2 separate regions of the Homo sapiens genome follow, and region 2 is linked to region 1. A link is a loop called in an ENCODE intact Hi-C map of the cell type or tissue named here. Cell type or tissue: OCI-LY7. All regions are shown on one strand. Each heading gives the region's core, and the rest is flanking DNA. Links, peaks and the distances in the headings are about the cores only.

The links. Peaks named below come from ENCODE experiments on the same cell type or tissue, not always from the same donor. Only the 100,000 strongest peaks of a DNase experiment are listed, where the experiment ranks them.
Region 2: a loop joins it to region 1, with 2.2 times the contacts of the local background. A loop is called at or near these places in 3 of 110 quality-filtered maps.

The regions. Positions count from the first base shown.
Region 1 is chr2:241,442,529-241,445,444 of GRCh38, forward strand. All of the region lies in intron 13 of FARP2 (FERM, ARH/RhoGEF and pleckstrin domain protein 2), which reads left to right. Among named protein-coding and RNA genes, the nearest start is that of MIR3133, 34 kb to the right of the region's middle. In OCI-LY7, for the core only: no CTCF peak of the experiment used is centred there; a DNase peak (open chromatin) is centred at 1,493; H3K4me3 peaks cover 563 bases.
Region 2 is chr2:241,373,250-241,376,165 of GRCh38, forward strand. FARP2 (FERM, ARH/RhoGEF and pleckstrin domain protein 2) reads left to right here. Exons shown (of 27, transcript NM_014808.4): 2 at 1-41. Among named protein-coding and RNA genes, the nearest start is that of FARP2, 18 kb to the left of the region's middle. In OCI-LY7, for the core only: no CTCF peak of the experiment used is centred there; DNase peaks (open chromatin) are centred at 362 and 1,512; H3K4me3 peaks cover 671 bases; H3K27ac peaks cover 1,777 bases.

The DNA.
Region 1 (2,916 bases), core at 319-2,818:
CTTGACCACTCTGGGTTCCTTTACAAGGCAACCCACTCACCCACGCTGTGTGGTTTAGAGCTCAGAATTGTTTGGTTTAAACACAGAAAGTGACTTTCATTTCATGGATAGATATTCAATTTTTTTTTAATTTCCTGATTTATTATACTTTTTTGAATGTCAAAAAATTTGACCTTTCACTTGGAATGACGTAAAAGCTATGCCTCCGGTCTTAGACCTGAGTACTCCAGCCAGTCCTCCTAGAGGACCGATAAATTAGTCTTTGTAGTTTATGTTTTTTGCCATATGCTTTGATTCAAGTAAGAACTGGTGCTATACATTCTGAATGTTACACAATTCTGTTCATGTTGATCTTCAATAGAATATGTGTATTACACTATTGATGCTGCTTTTCAAGATGAGCCCTGTTGCCTATAATTAACTAGGACACAGGTTTTGTCTCACTTGTCCAGCCACTGCGCTACACAAAACCTTGAGTATGCCTCTACAGCCCTAACCCTGGGAAAGATGGCCATAGGCCATGGCCTCCTGTGTGCTGTGGTCAAACTCGTGGGACTCTGAGACCCTAAGGCCCCCGTAGACATTAGCCTTTTCTTCAGCAACCCTTTTGCACAGACAAGTGGAGAAAGAGTCCCACTGGGACTCTGGGGGGACAGTCATCCATTGCACTGGGGTTGGGGGTGAGGGGATGCCTGGAACTGTCCCAGTGCCAAAGGCACCATGTCATTTTTTTTTTTAAAGGTGTCAAAGGGCCACTGCCTCATTATTGACTTGAGACCCAGAAATAGTGCTGTGTGTAGATAGTGGTCTTGGAGAGGCGTTGGTTTAAAATGCACTTATGTAAGTTTGAGCTGTTTTCTTTTCTTCAGCTTAATTGGGAACTAGAAGATACGTGGTTGCAAAAAAAGCAGAACCAGACACACCATGGGCATCATTCTGTCCCAGGACAATGGGAAGGGTCCCAGGGGCAGGTGTGCCAAGGTGGCCCTGCCCACCCATCCAGCGTACCCGTAAACACATACCAGGTGCCATGGGCCCTGCTGGGTACCACATGGAGAGCTTCTCAGTCTAAACCACCATAAAAGTCAAGGCTGATGTTTGTGGCACAGAGTGGGTAGGTCCATCCAGGGACGTCATGGGGAAACCACTGCCATGCAGCTCAGCACCCACAAGTGCCGGTCTCAGGCCAGCCCTAGATGACACTGTTCAATTTGTCAAGTCCACAGATAGGGTTGGGGTTTTTGTTGTTTTTCTTTTCTGATCTTACCTAGTAGTGCAATACCACATTTAAAGTTTAATTCTCTTCCCAGAATGTCTTGTGGAAACTTTACATTTCATTCCTGTTCACATTGTAAGATCTCTGATGTTTTGCCTGGATGGATTTACTGTGATTGCACAGGGACCACGTGGCTCAGGTGTCTGAGCCATTGAGGGCATCTTGCAAGGGCTGGTTTTCCTTTTCTCATCAGTGTTGGCTGGATGCCAGCAGGGGTTTTGTGGCTAACCACATCAGGCAGTTTCCCATTTTTGTAGCTTTGTTATACCTAAACCGCAGTCTCATCATTTTGCTTATGCAGCTAGAAGTTTCAGTCTGTATAGTTGTTATTCATTCTGTCCCTGGTAATTTAGACCTGCCTTCTTGATGCTTTAGGGGCCATTGGGCACAGCTTTCTACATTGGCTAACAAATACCTGTGAAAATGTTAACAGACAGAAGCGCAGCAGTGAACCTGAGGTCAGGACAGGACTGTTTGGGAGGTTCTTCTTTTCTTACTGTCACTCCAAAAATAAACCTTGGATTTGTGTGCTGGGGAGAAATGAGTATAGATAACATTTAAAACGTTTTCCTAAACCTTAGTATTCATATGGTAGCTGATGGTTCCTCTCCCCTTCATTACTGTTGCCTGACGACGGTCCTTGCTGATGCTGTGAACTAACAAAGTTGTCTTTTTGTTTTTAAGGGAACCCACCCTGGCGTCTGGACAGCAGGTTAGGTTTGGGTGGTTTTGAGCTAGCACTGCTGTGGGGCAGGGGTGGCCGCTCCCTGGTGAAGCTAATGCTGTGGAAGCTGGAATGTTCCTTCCTAAGGAGTGGGATCATGCCCCTACCCCAGCAGAGGTATCTCATCACTCGCTCATGTGCGAGATTCTAAATAAATTTTGTTCTTGGGCATCTTCTACTAGGCCTCCTATAAAATAGATCTTGCTGTTTTTGGTTTGTGTTAATGGAACCTCACTTTCTAGAGATAATTCTTTAGTTTTTTATTTAGGAAGTTTTCAAAATATACAAAGCAGGAATGTAAGGAACCCGCATCACCTCAAATTCAGTGTTACCCACACTTGACCATGCTTGCCCCAGCTGTGCCTTTTTTCTTTCCTTGGGTATTTTGTTGCTAAAGTATTTTATTATTACTGTTTTAGAGACAGGGCCTCACTCCTGTCACCCAGGCTGGAGTATGGTGGCACAGTCACATCTCACTGCAGCCTCAACCTCCTGGGCTCAAGCCATCCCCCCACCCCAGCCTCCTGAGTAGCTGGGACTACAGGCACACATCACTGCGCCCAGCTAATTTTTAAAAAATTTTTGTGGAGACAGGTTCTCTTCATGTTGCCCAGGATGGTCTTGAATTCCTGGGCTCCAGCAGTCCTCCTGTCTCAGCCTCCCAAAGTGCCAGAATTGCAGGCATGAGCCTGGGTGCTAGAGCGAGGCCCTGTCTCAAAAAAAAAAAAAAAAAAAATCAATCAAGGCTTTCTTCCGAGTTACTGCTCACAGCCCTCTTACCCCTTTCTCTTGTGAGTGGGTTGTAATGTCCACCCAGAGGGGATTTAGACACGGAAGGGAAGGCAAGCGTGGGCACCATGGCTTTAGAACCATAAGGAAGACATTTCCCTCTACAGATTCTGTCTTTCCACTTGTA
Region 2 (2,916 bases), core at 177-2,676, 69 kb before region 1:
TAAAGCTGCTGGACAACACCATGGAAATATTTGACATTGAGGTAAGAAGCATGATTTTTGGAGGCATATTTCCTTATATCTTCTAACAGTCAAATTATGTACCAAATTCCATTTTGCTGGTTAGACTTTGCATATTAAGTTGATCAAGAGTAGCTTTGGTAACACATGAGAAAATCCTTAGAAACAGTAAATCTGAATTTCTCCTTTTATTTGGAAAGTGGTATTGTATCTTTTGTTTAAAATTGTAGTACAATTTGGTCTTTCTACTCATCTTCTTTCGTGAGAGGCTGGCTAAGAGACTGCTGGAAGGTGCAGACTGGAGCCAGATGGTACACCCAGACCTTCCCAGCTTAAGCCACCTGGTCTCAGCGAGGCCCAGGCCACCTGGATGCGGGGATGCCACTTAGCTTCCATGTGTGTCAGCTTCCTTTTCTGAAACAGAGGGACAATTATAATCCCTCTTTCTCAGAGCTGCTGGTGAGAGGATTGAGCAAACACACAGAGCCTGTCATGCAGGAGGTGTTGTATGGTGTTAACATATAACTTAATTTTCTAGGTCAATGATAATACAGTTTTTATTTTGAAAATTCCCTGATAGAAGATTGCACTGGTAATATTAGCAAGAACAATTAAATATACTAAGAATATATGCATATATCAATATTTAAGTAACACTATTTTTTAGATCCATGTGATGTATTAGAAAACATTTTTTTGTTTTTCTACATGTTATTAGCATGAAAGTTCTTTTTATTCATCTTTTACTTTTTTTTTTTTTTGAGAAAGGGTGTTGTTCTGTCAACCCAGGCTGGAGTGCAGTGGTGCGATCATGCCTCACTGCAGCCTGGACCTCATGGGCTCAAGCGATCCGCCCTCCTCAACCCCGGGAGTAGCTGGGATTACAAGCATGCACCACCACGCCTGGCTAATTTTTGTACTTTTAGTAGAAACAGGGTTTTGCCATGTTGCCCAGGCTGGCCTCAAACTCCTGGGCTCAAGGGATCCTCCTACCTCAGCCTCCCAAGTGCTAGGATTATAGGTGTAAGCCACCGTGCCCAGCCAAAAGTTCTTTTTAAAATTATTTATTTTCATATGTAATACACAAATACATTCTCTTTTTTCTAATTTTTTCTGGCTTTCAAGTAACATCTTTAGAAGCTTTTCTTGCTCTTAATGGCACAAAAGTAAGGACAAGAGAATGAATTTAAACTAGCAGGAGGTTTATTTACACTTGGGAATTTCTTTTGAGGAGTCAAGATGCCACACAGAAAACAAAACTATTATTGAGCTGTGGACCTTATTGCGGAATGCATTGCATGGGGTGGGAAGGAGGGAAGAGGGAACACAGAGGAGGGGAGCTTGGTGGGTGGGGCAGTGAAGCTCTGAGCAAGGTGGTCTCTGGGTTTGAGTGTTGTTTGAAGGCAAGTATGGAGGGTGTAAGAACTCAGGGAACCTGGGTGCTTTTCTGAAGTGCTTATCTGAGGAGGAAGTGAAAGATAATTTCATCAGGGCCATGGTAACTGAAACTGGTAGGACCTGTCTGTCCAACTTCCCACATCACTTCTGTTGCAGAGAAGGAGGTCTGAAGCTGGGCAACCTTTGAACCCTGAAGAGTAGCAGTCGGCTGCCCTTTCACCAGCTCTTGGGTGACTTTCCTGTAGGAAATAGGTTAAAGTCTGGACACTTAATTAGGCTCCCAAATCTTTTTCTTTTTTGAGGCGGAGTCTTGCCCTGTCACCCAGGCTGGAGTGCCACGGCATGATCTCGGCTCACTGCAAGCTCTGCCTCCCGGGTTCACACCATTCTCCTGCCTCAGCCTCCCGAGTAGCTGGGACTACAGGCGCCCGCCACCATGCCCAGCTTATTTCTTTTTTTGTGTTTTTGGTAGAGACGGAGTTTCACCATGTTAGCCAGTATGGTCTCGATCCCCTGACCTCGTGATCCGCCCGCTTCGGCCTCCCAAAGTGCTGGAATTACAGGTGTGAGCCACCGCGCCCAGCCCCAAATCTTTTCAATCAAGTGTTTGGAGGAATTTCCACCATGTAGTCATCCTCCAATAAACACATTTACCATTGTCTAGGCTTGTAATAGGTGCAAAATTTAAGAGAAAAAAAGTGAAAGAAAAATAATTGTACTAATAGGTTTACTTTTAGAGTGTCTTTTTTTTTTGTTCTGCCTACTGGACTTTATCAACTAAAACTAGGACCCAGAAGAAAAAAGCACACATTTGTTGTTGAGTCATAAATAAGATGTAAATTCTTCTCTAAGAAATTCACCTTTACTGAGTATGAGTCATTTTATACCTAAGAAAATAAGAGATGCCATTTTGTGAAGGTTTTACAATATTTAGAGCTTGTCAGTTTTAATAAATTGAGATTATGGTTTCAGTTAAATATAACCGTCATGTTTGGTATTTGAGATATCTGGCAGAGTTACCAGAAATTAAAGAACTTTTATCTGAAGCAAAAGAAAATGGTCTTGCATATTCTGAATATCCTGGGTTGGATGGGGTACTTTTTTTTTTTAAGAGACAGGATCTTGCTATGTTCCCCAGGCCAGCCTCTAACTCTTGGACTCAAGTGATCCTCCTGCCTCAGCCTCCCAAGTAGCTAGGACTACAGGTGTGAGCCACTGTGCCAGCTTGGGGTATTTTTTACATTGTGTTGCCTGCTGATACACACCTTTAGGGAGAGCTAAAATTCAATATATTGTAAGTTGGTTGTATTCTGCTTCCAAGTACCCTGTCCTCCACAACTGCATCAGTTAGCTTTGTTAAGTAACAAACCATCCCAAACATGGAGCTTAAATCACAGGTCTGTTTGTTGGTTTGGAGGCTCTACTAGGCTGACTTGGAGGGTTGGGCAACCTGGGATTGCCTTACCCACACATTTGGCACCCTGGTTGGAACCTCATGTG